2 separate regions of the Mus musculus genome follow, and region 2 is linked to region 1. A link is a loop called in an ENCODE intact Hi-C map of the cell type or tissue named here. Cell type or tissue: heart. All regions are shown on one strand. Links, peaks and the distances in the headings refer to the core of each region. The heading gives the core; the rest is flanking DNA. Region 1 holds the start of Pop7 (processing of precursor 7, ribonuclease P family, (S. cerevisiae)). Region 2 overlaps Muc3 (mucin 3, intestinal).

The links. Hi-C counts contacts between places; a loop is a spot of excess contacts. Peaks named below come from ENCODE experiments on the same cell type or tissue, not always from the same donor. Only the 100,000 strongest peaks of a DNase experiment are listed, where the experiment ranks them.
Region 2: it touches region 1 in a loop (4-fold over the local background); 3 of 42 quality-filtered maps call a loop at or near these places.

The regions. Positions count from the first base shown.
Region 1 is chr5:137,499,661-137,508,245 of GRCm38, reverse strand. It overlaps Pop7 (processing of precursor 7, ribonuclease P family, (S. cerevisiae)), which reads left to right and starts at 5,817. Exons shown (of 2, transcript NM_028753.2): 1 at 5,817-5,967; 2 at 6,167-6,807. The coding sequence starts at 6,177. The coding sequence ends at 6,599. In heart, for the core only: CTCF peaks have their summits at 5,228 and 6,109 (motif pointing left); a DNase peak (open chromatin) is centred at 5,685; H3K4me3 peaks cover 2,493 bases; H3K27ac peaks cover 2,229 bases.
Region 2 is chr5:137,127,397-137,135,981 of GRCm38, reverse strand. Muc3 (mucin 3, intestinal) reads left to right here. Exons shown (of 13, transcript NM_010843.1): 13 at 497-1,058. The coding sequence ends at 538. Among named protein-coding and RNA genes, the nearest start is that of Trim56, 15 kb to the right of the region's middle. In heart, for the core only: no CTCF peak of the experiment used is centred there; no DNase peak of the experiment used is centred there; H3K27me3 peaks cover 1,947 bases.

The sequences.
Region 1 (8,585 bases), core at 249-8,248:
TTGTGGAAGAATGAACAGGCATGGACCATAGAATTCAGCCGTGCAAAGGGTGAAAAACCAAGCTTTGGTTGAGAGCTTTGATTTCCATTGTAAAGCCCAGATACATATATATGTGCGTATGTGTGGGTGTGCATGAACCTGCTGTGACACACATGAGGTCAGAGGACAACCTGCAGGAGTGGGCATCCCTGAATTATGTATGTATGTATGTATGTATGTATGTATACACATGCTGAATGTATATATACACACATACACGCTAAGTATACACACACACACACTTCTTTATTTTCTTTTCATCAGTGGTGGGGATTGAACCCAGGACTTTAGGACACTAAATGAGGACTTCACCACTGAGATATGTCCCCAGTATTTGGTTGGTTGGTTGACTGGTTTTCAGTTTTCCTGAGACAAGGTGTCTCTGTATGTAGCCAAGGTTGGCCCTCCATCCACAGGAATCCCTGCTTCAGTTGTCGTTTTCTTGGAATTATGGGTACAAACCACCATGAATCCAGCTTGTAAAACAGGATTGTAAATATCCGGGAAAGGCACACACAGCTTGAATCATGGAATGCTCGTTACAAACTTTGTTTATTTTTTTTTTTTTATGAGTGGGTTTTTTTTTTTTTTTGTGGTAGTGGTGATGTGTTTTGAATGGTTGTTTTTTGTTTGTTTGTTTGCTTGCTTTTTTGTTGGCTATTTTAGTTTCTTGCGACCTGGTTTTGTAATGTATCCCTGACTGGCTTGAACTAATGGCAGTCCTCTTGGCTACAGCCTTGTCAGTACTGCCGTTACAGGTGTGCACTGTCATGCATTGGAAACTGTTTATTATAAATAATGGGATATAATGGACTTTCAAGTTCACTTTCTTACAGCAACCAAGTTCTTCAATCCACTAAGTATAACCCTTATCATATTTAAACTTTGGGTGTGTGATCCTGGGCCATAGGGAAGTTCCTGTCTCTACTTCTGGTCTCGCCATCAGCAGGGTTACAGGCACACACCCCCATGCTCCGTTTAAGATTTTATGTGGATCCTGGGGAACAAACTCAGGACTTCGCATGCTGTGTCAACTAAGCCATGCTCCCAGCCCCATAAACAACTAATATTCTCGTAGCGCAAGAGAATTCCTCGATGCAAGTTGTGTTGCTGAGTAACGTTCTGTGGGTGGACAATCCACAGTCTGCTCTTTTATCACTTATTACCTGAAAGGCATCTGGCATTTCCAACTGTGGGCTATTCAATACAGAGCTACCGTGGTCATCTCTATCACCCCCGCTTAAATTTTTCTTTATATGTCTAAGGTTTTGCTGTTGTCTTGTGGTCCTGGGGCTTGGACACAGGGCCTCCAGCATGCTTTGATACAGCCTCAGCCTTGTATAGTTTTTCTGTTGTTGTTTTGGTTTGGTTTTGAGACAGGGCCTTATTGCATAGCCCAGGCTAGCTTGCCACTTGCAATCCTCCTGTCCGGATGCTGGTATTACAGGAATGTACTGCCGTGCTGTAAAATCTTTTAAATGTTCAGAAGTGCTCTTCTTGGGTCATTTAGTGGGAACTATAGAAGTATTTTTTAGAATGATACCTTGATAACTTCTCCTGAGGAGACACACACAAATGTCCATTCACCCACAGACCAAACAATTCTACCAAAGTCCAACCTGGAGAACCAATGAATTTCTTAGGGTTTCTTGAAGATCAAGGATGACTCAAAGGCAGCTATAACACTGGAAGGACCACCTTGCATGGGTACTAAATCATGAAGCTGCAACTGTGGAGCACCCTGTAGGACTTGTGGATATATATATATATATATATATGTACATATGCATAGAGAGAGAGAAAGGGAGAGGGACACACAGACAGACAAAGAACATGTGTACTGAGGCAAGGACTAAAAGCTAGCTTTACCAAGATCCACACCCCTATGAATTTTGTTAGTTTCAGGAACTTTCTGAGCCTTGTATGTTTCCTGAGTCTTCAAAAGCCTCCTTCTAACATTGTTCAATTTAGAGGGAAAAGTCTCAAAATAAATGCCTGAACCATTTCACATTTCCAGAAATCTAAGACGTGAGATCCTGATTTTTTTTTGCATTTTTATTTGTACTTGATATTGTCAAGATTCTTCATTCATTCATTCATTCTTTCATTCATTCATTTTTTTTTAAAGCAGAGCCGCAAACTCACCACTATGTGTTTGAGAATGCCTTGAACTTCTCATCCCTCTGCCTACACCAACTGAGTGCTGGGATTACAGGTGCCCAGGCTTGTGGTTTATGCCTTGCTAGGGGTGGAATCCAGGGTTTTCTGTGCACTAGGCAAGCACTCTACCAACAGAGTCACATCCCTGGCTCCTCACATTACTGTCATTTTATATGTGCATTTCCCTAATAGCTAATCATATTGAACATTTTGTGAGGTACTTATCCTTTGACCATGCTGAAATGTCCAGGACGTCTGTCCATTTCGTAATTGAGTTGTTTCTTGTTTCTTCTTTCTTTCCTCCCTCCCTCCCTCCCTCTCTCCCTCCCTCCCTCCCTCCCTCCCTCCCTCCCTCCCTCCCTCCCTCCCTCCCTCCTTTCCTCCCTCCCTCCCTCCCTTCCTTCCTCTCTTCCTTCCTTCCTTTCTTCTATTCTTTTCTTTCTTTTTCTGGACAGGGTTTCTCTGTGTAGCCCTGCCTGTCCTGAAACTCACTCTGTAGACCAGGCTGGAACTCAGAGACCTGCCTGCCTCTGCCTCTGGTGTGCTGGCATTACAGGTGTGCATCACTGCCACTAGCAGGGTTGTTTATTTCCTGTCTTTGCTCATTGGGATGTGTGTGTGTGTTTGCTTTTATGAAACATGTTCCTGTTACCTAAGCCTTCAAACTGCAGAGATCTGGGTTTTGCAGGCACCATGCCACTTGGGTAAACTCTTCAGTTCCCAGTTTTTACATAGTCTAGATACAAATCTTTTATTAAATATATGATGAAAAGAAAATATATTCTCCCATACCATGCTTCTTTTACCATCTCCTCCTTTATAATTTGTGTTATTATCATTATTACTATTATTATCATATGTGCACGTGTGAATGGTGTATGTTGGGCGAGAGCATATCTGTGCCAGCCACATCACCATTTGGAGGTCAGAGTACTACTGTGGTGTCGGGTCTCTCCCGTCTTTACGTAGGTCCTGCGGTTCATCAGGCTCAGGTCATTAGGCTTGGATAGAATGCACTTCACCCGCTGAGTCATCTCTCCAGCCCTTCTCTCTATAGACAGGTCTCAGACCTAAGCTGGCCTCAGACTTGCTATATAGCCCAGGATGGGACTAGGCCTCCTGCCCTCTACCTCCTGCATGCCTGGACCAAGCGTGCACCACCACACCCAGCTTTGTGCATCCTGTTTTCATATTATTTTGGTTGTTCATAAAAGTTTTCTTTTTGAGACAGGGTCTCACATTGCAGTCTGGAGCGCTCTAGCTTAACCTGGCCTCGAGGCCATGACAATCCTCCTGCCGCAGTCTCCTAAGTGCTTGTATTACAGGGTGAGTCATCGTGCCCAGCTTTAAAGGTTTCTAAATTTTATTTTTAAATTTATTTATTTTGAGTGTGTTTGGGGAGTATATGAGCATGGACATACACTCATAGGAAAGCTTTTGGGAGTGGACTTTTTTCTTCTATTATGGTGGGTCCCAGGGCCCCACCTCAGGTTCTTGGGTTTCACAGTGGGTAGCCTTACCTTAGACCCTCCACCCTTGAAATTTTGATGAACAACAGCTTATCTGTCTTCCCCACCCCACCTCGACCCTGTCTCTGGACTGGTTGCCTGACTAGCCTCTTGAAGAATCCCCTTACATTTTCTCCATTTGTTTTATAGTTAACAGTTTCATATTCAGAGCCACTGGCCACGCTATGGTCTTAAGGCCCTCCCCCACCCTCGGGTCTGTTTCAGAAGCACTCGATACACAGTCCTTTTGCATTGTGCTATGTTTGCATTTCTGTCAAGACAATGAGTTGGCCGGAGCTATAACTCAAATGGTAGCAAGTACACTGCATGAATCAGCTATGCTGGCCCACACCTGTAATTCCCACACTTGGCAGCGGGAGGCAGTTGAGCCAACCTTCAAGGGCACGCTCACTGAGTTTGATGCCAGCCTGGCTGTGAGGCCCTTTCTCCAATGGCTTGGTGTACTTGAGTGTTTCTGAGTTCTCTATTTTATTGATTTTTGTATATATACACCTGCCAACAGCACACTTTTCTTAATGACCGTATTTGCATGGTAAGTCTTAAGGGGCTGGCAAGATGGATCAGTGTGTGAGCTGTGAAGTCCTTGCTGTGTGAGCCTTTGCTCCTCAGAACCAATATAAAGGTTGAGGAATCGACTTCACAACGTGTATGGTCCCTGCACTGCATACACACAATAGCCATAGCTTTAAAAGTAAATATATATTTTTAAATTTTTATATATGTGCCTGTGTGTGTCTGGGCACACACACAGGCCAGAGGAGGGTGTCAGGTCTCCTGAAGCTGGACTTAACATTCAACATGGGTACCGGGAACAAACTCGAGTCCTCTTCAAGAGAGTCATCTTGAAGAGCAGAAAGTGCTCGTAATTGCTAAGACAGTTGAGTCCAACAACGTTACAAAATCATTTTATTCAGTCTATTTATTTGCCATAAGTTTTAGGATAAGTTTATTAAAATGGTGCAGTCGTGCACACCTAAAACATTAGCGCTGGGGAGGCCAAGGCAGGAGCATGAGTTCTAGGCTAGCCTGAGCTACATCGTTAAACCCTATCCCCACCCCCACCCCCCAAAAAAAGATTTTTTGGTTTATATGTGCAACTCTTCCTGAGACTCCTCTAAATGTTCATTAAATATATAGATCAGCTCGGAGTAAACTGAGGTCTAGCATGTCAAACCTTCCATTTTAACCTAAATCCTAGAAGTTAGGGATGTATCTCAGTTGAGTGAGTCCCTGCGGTTATAACCCTGGCACTCACAAGGTGGAGGCAGGGGGATCAGAAGTTCAAGGTTGGCTATATAGCAGAGTGCACACTTCCCTTTCCAGCCTTCAGTCAGATTCAGCCTAGGTAAGTGGCCTGGAGATGTATCTAGGACGAAGCCCCAAAGCAGGCTTCACGCCTTTCTGCAGGGAACGGTCCAAATGCTTTACCATTGCGGGCAGAGATCCAGATTCCCACTAACTTTCAGGGGCTAGGAACCCAAGCACTGCAGTTCCTGTCCCTTCCGCCAGGGAGCGGCCGGTCATGGCTTGCCGGTCGCGGGAAGCAGCTCGAGTGCGGCGGGACAGTTAAGAGGTGTGGCGGGAAGCTGCCAACACTTGGCACCTCATGTGGGTCCCTCGCAGAGGGAGGAGTCCATCATGGTGGACACGATCCCTTCGATTTCTCGGCTTCCGGGGCTGTCAGGACGTCGGGCGGGAGGTCAGCTGTCAACTCCACTGCTCAGAAGTGGGATGGACGTGGACTACAGGCTTCCGGCCCCTGCGATCCCAGCTCCAATGCTGACCCGGGGTCGCTGCCCGAACCCCCTTTTCCAGCCCTGCTTCCCGCCTCGATCCTCGAGTCCCGCCCTGCCCGGGGAGGGGAGAACTGGGCGATCCACGCCACGCCCCTCTTGGGCCCGCCTCTGTCAATTAGCCCCGCCTCTGCTAGCTAGTCCCGCCCTTCGAAGCGCTCACTAGAACCCTGCGAACCCTCAAGTCTCGCGAGCCTTAAATCGCCTTGCGCACGCGCACGAGGAAAGGAGGCGGAGAGTACGGAAGCCTAGAAGGCCATAAGCTTATCGGTTCCGGCTTGGAGCGGGGACGCGCGTGCGCAGTGCGTAGCCCTTGCTGGCGAGCCTGCCCGGCGTTCCTCTTCCGATCCCTTCTCCGTTCTTCTTCTGCATATCGAGGCCAGCGACGTCCACTTGGATCGGTCGGCGAGGCTCACGCGAGTGAAGGGCACTGAGGAAGGAAGAAGGTAGGCGTGGACACGCCGGGAATGGGAACCACGTGATGAATGAATTAAAACTGGGAGTGGAGAAAGCGGAAGTGGAAGGGCTTGAGACACTGGGAAGGAAGAGGGTGTTGAGGGCGCCCCCTTCTGGTTGCACCCTTAGAAAGCCGGGCAAGAAAGGATTCTCCTGACCTCCCTGAATCTTGTTCCTTCTCCATGCCAGGACTCAGAGCATGGCAGAAAACAGAGAACCCCGCTGTGCCATCGAGGCTGAGCTGGACCCTGTGGAGTACACCCTTCGGAAGCGACTTCCCCACCGCTTGCCCCGGAGGCCCAACGACATTTATGTCAACATGAAGACTGACTTTAAGGCCCAGCTAGCTCGCTGCCAAAAGCTCCTGGACGGAGGCACTAGGGGGCAGAACGCATGCACTGAAATCTACATTCATGGCTTGGGCCTGGCCATCAACCGGGCCATCAACATCGCCCTGCAGCTGCAGGCGGGCAGCTTTGGGTCCCTACAGGTGGCCGCCAATACCTCCACCGTGGAGCTGGTGGACGAGTTGGAGCCAGAGACTGACTCTCGGGAGCCCCTGACGAGGGTCAGGAACAACTCAGCCATCCACATCCGAGTCTTCAGGGTCACGCCCAAGTAACTGAAGGGAGGCTGACTTGGACCCACCAAGGCTTCTGAGCACACACATCCATGTGGCCGAGGTTTCTAGTGCTTCATAGTGGCTCTTGTTCTGAGTTCTGTCCTGAGCCTCTTGTTACCTTGTTACTTCAGCCTAGAGGACTGAGAATGGAGAGCCCGAGAAGTGAATCTTCCTTGTCCTGTATAATAAATTATTAAGTTGTGTTGGTGCCGGGCTTCGAATGGCCTCTTTTTCCTAGTGTAATTCTGTGTGTACTTGAATAGGAAAATGGTAGGAAAGAGCAAGTATATAGGCCACAGTAAGGCATCTCACATTGAACCACAGTATGACGGGAATCAAATTTGTTGAGTGTAACACGGAAGCTTAATTGTTACAGTGTGCTCTCAGGAAGATGAGAGAGTAGACTCATCGACTGAGCTAGCTACAGCTGGGATGTATCCGGCTCTCATGGTTCCCAGGCTTGGGAAAAGAGAAGGTTTAAAGGTGAGGGAAGTTCTTTGTGGATATAACTCAGCAAAGGAATCGTGACTAGTGAGTGTTACCTAGTTGCCTAGCATAGGATTAGGCCAGAGGTTCAATTCCTAGTAACCACAAGAATTATGACGGGGGAGGGATGGGGAGATGGCTCAATAGGCAAGGCACTTGTCAAATAATCATGAATATTTGAATCAGCAGAACTCATTTTTCTGCGGAGCATTGCAGCTCTTGAATCCAATTCCCATGCTTCTACAGTGAGATAGGTATCAGAGATGGGCGAATCCTCGCTAGCTTGTGGGCTAGCTGCTCCGGCATAAACATCAGCAGCAAGAAACCCTGGCTCGAAGTGGAAGGTGACTTACACGTAAACTGTAGCACATGTACTGGTACTCACACATACACATGCAAAACTGACGGTTTGTTTGCTGGTAGTCAAACCTAGGGCCTTTTTACCCAAAGTAAGTCTACTGTTGCTGAGCCACGCCCCCAGCTCTTCAGTGGTGGATTCTAAGTAGCCCTTCTACGGCTAAGCCCCTAGCTCTTGAACTGACAGTTTTGACTGTTACACTTGATTCCTGTTCCCGAAGAGCTCATGTGTTGCTGGGCATCGGTAGTCTAGAGTCTGAGATCAACCTAGTTCAGCTGTTTAATCTTTCTTGCCAGCTTGCTTAGATGTAAAATCACCCAGTAGACACTCCTCTGGGCATGTGTTTAGCTGAGGTAGGGAGAACCTGCTCTTTATGTGGATGGCAGCATTCCATCCATGGGCTCGGGGCCCAAACTAAATACCGAAGAGAAATTGGAGGGGCTACCAAGATGGCTCCAGGGGTAAAGGCAAGCCTGACCGCCTGAGTTTAATCCCCAGAGCCCACGTAATGGGAGAGAACCAACGTCTGAAAGCTTTCTCCTGAGACGTGTTGATTGGCTTTAGGAGCTACACAGTGGCTCACAGGCTTGTTTCTGAAAAGCCAACTGACCTGGGTGTGATCACATGCATATATTATCTTGACGCTTAAGCTGAAGCAGGAGGGTGGGTTTGAGACCAGCCTGGGCTACTCTTGTTTCAAAAGCAAACCTGCAGAGTGAAGAGATGCTTACGGTCTTGGAGAAAACCTTTGCCACCCACACATCTGACAGGAGATTGTGCCTAGAATTACAAAGATCGCCCCAGATCACCAGGACATAAATCCTTAATTAAAGGACTAATAAACTGAATAGAAGGTACATAAAGGAGGGACTGGAGAGATGGGTTCAGTGGTCAAAAACACCAGCTGCTTTTCCAGACGACTCTGGTTCAATTCCCAGAACCCTCCTGGCTCCTCCAGTGACAGGGGATTCAACACCCTCTTCTGCCCTCCCTGGGCATGGGCATGCCCACCATGCACAGATATACTTGCAAACAAAATCACATACAAATATAATTTTTTTTTCCAACACAGGGTTTCTCTGTGTAGTCTTGGCTGTCTTGAAACTCACTCTGTAAGACCAGGCTGGCCTTGAACCCATAGA
Region 2 (8,585 bases), core at 421-8,420, 370 kb after region 1:
ATATGTCGTTCCTGGATGCACACATACACACACACAAGAAATCAAATATAGATCCAACATGGTAACACACATCTTTAACTTCAGCACTCAGGAGACAGAGGCAGGTGGATCTCTGTGAGTTCAAGGCCAACCTGGTCTACAGAGTAAGATCCAAGCTATCCAGGGATATATAGTGACACTCTGTCTCAAAAGAAAAAAGAGAAAGAAAGGGAGAGAGAGACAGAGACAAAGAGAAAGGAAGGAAGGAAGAAAGAAGGAAGGAAGAAGGAAGGAAGGAGGAAGGAAGGAAGGAAGGAAGAAAGAAAGAAAGAAAGAAAGAGAGAGAGAGAGAGAGAGAGAGAGAGAGAGAGAGAGAGAGAGAGAGAGAGAGAAAGAAAGAAAGAAAAACTTTTTTTAAAAGTTCCAGCTGAGTCTTCTATAGACTCGAGTCTTACATGATTTGCAAACTAGATTTCTCCTGTGTTCAGCCCTTATCTGTTTCTGTTTCTCTTTTCAGATCCAGATTCAGAGGCCCCAGGTAGTCATGACATCGTTGTAAACACTAACACAAAAGCGGTTTTGCATGGATCTGTGGACCTGAGGACTGAGGAGAAGCGTGTTTAGCCAAGCGTGGTGGAACACACCCTACATTGAGAATTCCGCATAGAGACTTACTGGGAAATAGACCCTGCAGTTACCTAGAATGGGTACCAGAGAGATGATGCTGGAAGCGCCGACAGTATGGAAACTGCAGTGGTCATGTTACGATGGTAGGCGAAACCTCCCAGAATCCCATGCCCAGAGATGTCTCCTACCCGTGGTCCGGCAATCAGCACCAAGGACAGTGCCTGGCCCGCTGCCATCGTCGGTTGTTTTAACTTTGGGTTGCATTTTACCATCAGCAAAGCACGCTTCTAAGAAAGATTACCTCCCATCTCCATGGCAAGCACTGTTTTTAACATAGACCATCTGTCTTTACAAGGGCATGCTTAGTTTTAAATTTCTTTTTAAGACTGGGTATGATTAAAGCTTTTATTTTATTGCATTCAATGTAAATACAATTATATGCTTATTTTTAATACTTATTTTGTTTTTAATTATGCTTGTGTGTGCATATCTGTGTGTGTGTGTGTGTGTGTGTGTGTGTGTGTGTGTGTGTGCACATGCATGCAATTGCCCATGATATCCAGAAGAGGGCATCAGAGCCTCAGGACTGTAGTAACAGGCTATTATTGTCTTTTTTTCTAGTGCTGGGAAGTGAAGTCAAATTCCTTTGTAAGAGCAATCACACTCTTTTTAAAAAAAAAAATGGTTTTAGAGATTTATTGTAGAAAGGCAGGGAGAAAGACAGAAGGTAGAGAGAGACTGGCCATGGCCATGTGGAGGGGGGGAGAAGGAGGGCTAGAGAGTAAGAAAGGTGAGGGCTTAAAAAGAACGGTCACACTCTTAATAGCCTCTCTGACCCTCTCCCCTCATATATGATTATAATAGCTAAAAGTAACCATGTCAAACTGGTTTCAAGTTTTACAGACTCTAGAACTTTCTCCACTTGCCACACTATACAGGGTCCTGGACCTCCTCTTCCCTCCAGGATGCAATTCAACCCTCAACACCATGAGAGGGAACGTCTTCACCCCCAACATTCCCAAGCATCACTTGCTGATCTCTGGGGGATGACATGAGGCAGGACCACACCTATTCACACACCTGAGGCAGGAAGAGGGTCAAGCTCTCTGGGGTCTGGAGAGATGGCTTTTTGGGCAAGCATGAAGACCTGAGTTGAAATCCAGAAGCCAAGTTAAGCAAAAGAGGAGAACTGGCAAGATAGCTCAGTGACTAAAGGTACTTCCTGTCAAAGCAGACCTGATAGGAGGGAATCAACCCCCACACACTGACCTCTGATCCTCACATGTGCACTGTGACACATGTGTGTGCACACGTCCATACATATACTCACACAAAATACATAATTAAAGTGTACTAAATGCTTTAAGAAGCTGTGATTGCCAGGTTTGATGCCTCAAACCTTTAGTCCTAGCACTCGGGAGACAGAGGCAGGCATGTCTCTGTGATTCAAGGCCAGCCTGGTCTACAGAGTGAGTTCCAGCCAGTCAGAGCCTGTCTTAGTTAGGATTTCTACTGCTACTACTAAAACACTATGACCAAAAAGCAAGCTGGGAAGGAAAGGATTCACTCAGCTTATACTTCCAGATCACTTCATTGGAGGAAGTCAGGACAGGTACTCAAGCAGGACAGGAACCTGGAGACCAGAATTTATGCAGAGGCCATGGAAGGATGTTGCTTACTGTATTGCTCTCCATGGCTTGCTCAGCCTGTTCTCTTACAGAACCCAGTACCACCAGCCCAGGTATTGCACCACCCCCATTTATCACTAACTGAGAAAATGCCTTACAGCTGGATCTCACAGAGGCATTTCCTCAACTGAGGCTCCTTTCTCTCTGATGACTCTAGCTTATATCACATTGACACAGAAAACCGACCAGTAGAGAGCCATACGATTTGACTCTGTCTCAGAAAATAAACATTTAAAAAAATAAAAAAGCTGCACATGGTTACCCACATTGTCTGGAATCCCAGCTCCCAGCCTAGCTGCAGATCCAGGGCCCCATCTGAAGGAATGAGCAATGGAACAAGTCACCTGACTTTCTCCTCTGGTCTCCATGTATGCGTGTGCAAACACACACATACTCCGCATACACACATGAGAACACACACATGCATACACACTCCACATACATGAGCACAGATACCTACACTCCACATACACACAAACACATGCATACACACTCCACATGCACACATGAGCACACACACACTCCACACACTGCATACACACATGATCACATACACTCCACATACACACACATGTGCATACACACTTCACATACTCACATGAGCACATACACTCTGCATACACACATGTAGCACACACACTCCACATGCACATATGAGCACACAGACACTCTGCATACACACATGAGCACGCACACACACTCTGCATACACACATGAGCACACACTGCATATATACATGAGCACACACACACACACATGAATATACACTCCACATGCACACATGAGCATACACACTCTACATACGCAAAATAATAGTACATTTAAAAAATAACCCAAGTTCTATACTTTCCCTCGGACAAAGCTCATGTTTCTTCGGAGAGCTCCTAAGAGATGGGACTCCTATATTTCCAGCTCTCTCCTCCCCACTGTGGGGAATCATGTGACCACTTGGATCCAGTCTGACCTTCTGCCTAACAAGAACCAGGTCATTCCTCAGGTCTACTACTCTGCTACAAGTCTGAACATTTTGCAGATGTTTTATTCTCACATGTGTTTGTGTGTGCTCAGAGGGGCTCACACAGGTGTGTGCTACCACACGCATGGTCAGAAAACAACTTGTGGGAGTTGGTTCTCTTTATAATGTGTGAGTCTGGAGCACTGAACTCAGGTAGTCAGGCTTGGCAGCAAGCACCTTTATCTGCTGAGATATTCTCACTGACTTGTGAGGCATACGTTTTAAATTTGATTCTTTTTAGCTTTGTAATGTGTGCATGTATAGGTTTGTGTGGGGGAATGTGTGCCACGGAGAACATGAGAATAACCTCTAATGTCCTCCAATTTCCCTCTCATCTTGGCGGAGATGTCTTCCTGTTCACTGCTGCCTGTGCCAGACCGGCTGAGCCACCAACTTCCAGGCTCTGGTTCCCATCTCAACATAGGAACACTGGAAGTTCAAATGTGTGCTACTGGTTCATCTATATGTGATTCTGTGGGTTCTAACTCAGGTCTTTACACTTGTATAGCAAGTACTTTACCCAGTGAGCCCTCCCTCCAATCCTTGGAGATGATTCTGGGTTGTTTGTTTGCTTGTTTGTTTGTTTATATTTTATATGCATTGGTGTTTTGCCTGCATGTATGAAGGAGTCAGATCTCCTGGAAGGGAAGTTACAGACAGTTGTGAGTTGACCTGTGGATACTGGGAATTGAACCCAGGTCCTCTGGAAGAACAGCCAGTGCTCTTAACTGCTGACATCTCTCCAGTTCATTTGTTTGTTTATTTATTTATTTATTTATTTGAGACAGTGTGTCACTATGTAGCACTGGCCAGCCAAGAACTTGCTGTGTAAATCAGGCTGGCCTCTGACTTATAGAGATCCACCTGCCTCCTGAGTGCTGGAATTAAAGGCATGGCCCAACATTCATTTTCTATTCTTCTGGCCTCTAGACTGAGTGTCCATTTTGCCCTTAGAAGGCCTCCTACTCCAAGGCACTTTAGAGTCTAATCTAAGACAGAACCTGGACTCTGCTGCCCCCTCGTGTGAACGCTGAGCATCTGCAGGCATTGGTCAGTTTCTTAGCCATTTCCCTTAGAAAATCTGCAGCCTACACTTGGTTCATTTTTGCATTTATTCTCAAAACCCTCAGTGTGTTGAATCTAGATGTCTTCACGTTAAGAGCTGCTTCTCAGGGGCCTGGCAAGATGGATCATTGGTTAAAGGCACAAGCTACCAAGCCTGACGACTTGAGTTTGTTTATTGGGGCACACAGGGTAGGAGGGAACCAATTCCTGGCAGTTTTCTTTGACCTTACTTGTCAAGGCAAGAAAGCCTTGGAGCATTCATGCACGTGAGCACACACACACATGCATACACACCCACATACACACATGCATCATGCATGCACACACATGCATACACACATGCACATACACACATGCACACACACATGTGCACACACATATACGCACATACACACGTGTGAATGCACACATGTACATGCACACGTGCACATGAATAAAACAAGTAAATTTTTAATTTAAAAAAAGAAGGAATTCTCTCTCATGAACCTGCTCATCCACGAAACGGGAGGAAGACCTTTCCCCTCTTTTTCTTTTCATCTGAAACAGGGTCTCTTGTAGACCAGGCTGCTCTTCCACTTGAGATGTTGCTGAGGATAACCCTGAACTTCTGATCTTCCTGCCTCTGCCTTCTGAGTGCTGGGATTACAGGCGTGCACCACCACACCAAGAGACGGACTTTCACTGGGCTCTCAACTCTACCTCCCACGATCCATGCCGACAGCTTTCCCTGTCTGCTCTCATCCACCCAGCCACGCAGACACTGGCCGGCTCCCACACTCAGCAGCCACTGGCCACCTGGGTAAATCTGGGAAGGTCGCTTCTCCTGAACCCTGATGTCACACTTGTAAAAAAAGGAGTGACCAGGACCTGAAGGATGACTCACATGCTGCCAAACCTGACAACCCAAGCTTGCTGAGACCTACACCACAGCAGCAAAGAATCCCAGACTCCTGTATGCTCAAGCTTGAGCTCTACACACGCTCAAAGACATGCACACAATAGTTAACCATTAATTAGCCAAATGTGAAAAACAGAGCGACCGTCATATCATAAATGAGGGCAACCGAGGCACAGACCAGTGGTGTGCCCAGAGTGCTAAAGTGACAGTCTGAGGGGACTGGCAGGTGGAGGAAAGATGGTCAGAAGGTCAACAACAGCCAGGGCATCATAGTAAGTCCTTTCTCCAAGATTTAAACAGCAGTGACAGCAAACAGGCTCACACTAAAAGAGGGCGGACCCTAGCTGAAAGTTATTCTTACCAAGAGGGGATGTTTGCACACAAAGACACACATGATAAGGGAATGCCAGGTAACACAGGGAGATGGGATGAGGAAGGTGATGAGTCTACAAGCCGAGGCCACCAAAGATGGCCAGCAAGATGTGGTGGGGACTGTTTATGAAGGTGGTTTGGTTTTTTTTTTTTTCTCCCTAAACTGAGGGTTGAAACTAGAGTCTCACCCATGTTTAGTACTCTAACCACTGAGCCATGCCCCCAGCCCCTCCCTGGGGGATTCTAGGCAGGGGCTCTACCACTGAAAAACACCCCTGGTGGCCTTCCTTTTGCTTTTTGAGACAAGGTCTCACTAAGTATAAGGCCAGTTCCAGGCTGGCCTCGAACTCCCTATGTAGCCCAGGCTGGCCTTGAACTTTCTTCCATCATCTTGCCTTCAATCTCCAAGTAGGGTCTTAGCAGGCCTGCACCATCACACCCTGCTCCAGTGAAGGATCTGAGCCTTTCATCATGCCAGCACCTGCCTTGTAAGCCAACACAGGGAGGTGAGGTCATGGGCACTCCAGCCTCCCCCCCCCCCCCCAGCTTCCTCATCGTGGTGGTAACCTGAGCCCAGGTACGCCCAGCCTGGTAACCTCACTCACTCACTTTCTGTACATTGGGGTTCACTCATCCACACAATTTCCCCCACTGTTTTTTTTTCTTGTTCTTGGGATGGTGATGGGGGTGGGGCAGCTGGCACAGAGCTTGGCGCTGTGCAGCCCAGGCTGGCCTAGAGCCTTTTAACTAAAGCTCCTGCTTCATTCTCCCAAGTGCTTCGACTGCAGGCTATAGCTAAGTGCCCCCACCCCATCACCACCACTCGTTGCTCCCAGCCCTCCAGTTGCTCTTGACCTCAAGACACCTCTAGGGCTTGCACCTCCACGCTAGCTGGCTAGCCTGGCTTCCCAACCCCCCTGTTCTCCTTGGCTCTGCTTCCCTCCCTCCCTCTGGCTCCCTCCAGGAGGCCAAACCTAATCAGACTGATTATCGCCCAAGTTCAATTCCACTTTCTCTGGCTCCAACACAGGCTGTAAATTTCCTTCACTGTGGGGCTCCCCTGTGAGACTAGCCTCCTGTCTGGCTGCTCAAACTAGGTAGCTGCCGCCCTGCCCCCACCTGCTGTATCATCACAGATGAATCAGACCTGCCCCACCTGGGGGTGTCACTTAAACTCCATCTACAGAGGCACATCACCCTCCTGGGTTATGCGGGAGTCCCCAGGGGGCCTAAAAGCCACGTTGTTAATGGACTCAGAGACCTGACACCTTTCCCCAGCTGTCCCCCATCTCCGCAGACTCTGGATGTAGGGCACTGGCATTCCTCGGAGTTTATTTATTACATGATAAACTCTGAACCCCTGGCTTAATTTTGGACTTCTGTCCTCCCCAGTCCTTAAGTCTTTACAGAGTGTGACCGGAAAAGAACCAGAGATGGCAAAGAAGCTGGATTTACAAAACCCGGGTCTCCTGGGATGGAGAAAGAAGCCCCGTTGGCAATGCCTTTTGCTTTGTTTCCTTCCAGAGGAAGGATGCGGGAGGCCTGGCCTTGCTCACGAGGAAAGCAGAGAACTCTAGAGAGGGAAGCAGTGATTCAATTAAACAGAGGTGCTGGCTTAACAAGCCAGACGTGCATCTTCTGTGCACAAGGCGAGGGTGCGGGGGCGAGGACAGAAGCAGCCAGGGATGGAAGACCCTACTCACAGGCCCAGACAGGAAAGAGAAAAAGATGAGTGAAATGTTCGAAGTCGCATAAGAACCCCCGGAGAGTTGGGTAAGAGAGATTTGTTTGTGAATGGCTATATCCCAGAGGGCTTCCTGGAGGAAGTGGAACGGAGTTACATTCTAGACAGGACGATTCTGGAAGGGGAAGATGATGAGATGTCTATGTAGCAGGCTTTGGGTGGAGTCCCATTTCTAGGGACCTTGAAAGAAAACATGTGGAGGGGTGTGACATTTGCTTTGATGAGACTGTGGGGGGGTACTGGGGAGTCAGGCAGGTCCCTGGGGCTGGCTGGCCACCCAGCTTAGCAGAAACTGAGGGCTCCAGGTCTTTGATGGTTAGCATAGATTGTCAACTGGACAGAATCTAGAATCACCTGAGAGACAGGCCTCTAGACATGCCCATGGGTGATTACATTAATTGAGTGGAAAGACCTGCCCATATGGGCGGCACCATTCCCCTGGCTAGGATGCCAGACAAAAGGAGCTGAGCATTGCTCTCTGCTTCCCAACTGTGCATGGGGTGTGGCCAGCAGCTTCAAGCCACCATGGATTCCTCCCCATGATGAAGTGCCCCCTGGAACTGTCACCCAAAATTAATCCTTTCTTCCTTGACTTACTTTCAGCAGGGTATATCACAGCAACTGGGGGGTGGGGAGGACAAACAAAACAAAACTAAGACAAAGCTAATAGAGGCCAAAACAGATAATAAAGCTAAACCCAAGGCCGTGCTGTCCTGAGAAACTGGTAGTGTATGGGTAGATCTGCCCAATCTAGACACACAGCATGGATTCATGTTAATTGAGCTCTGTTTTCATGTTGCTGGGGCATATTTGGGTTGAATATTTACCACAACAGGACCCAAGGTTGACCTATGGCCTCCACCTGTGTGGCACACACACACACACTCACACACACACACACACACACACACACACTGATCTCAGTCACCTCTTTACTTATTCACTCATTGGTATTCTGTCTGGATTCTACCCCCACAGTTACCTGGTAACAGCTAGGTAGGCCTGGCTCACTATAAAGGGGGCTGCTTGCCTCCTCCTCTCTCTTATTCTGTCTCTCTCTCTCTCTCTTGAGCCCTTGCTCTCCCTCTCTCCCCCTTTCCTTCCCCCTTCTCTCCACGTGGTTATGGCCGGCCTCTACTTCTCCTCTCCTCTCCTCTCCTCTCCTCTCCTCTCCTCTCCTCTCCTCTCCTCTCCTCT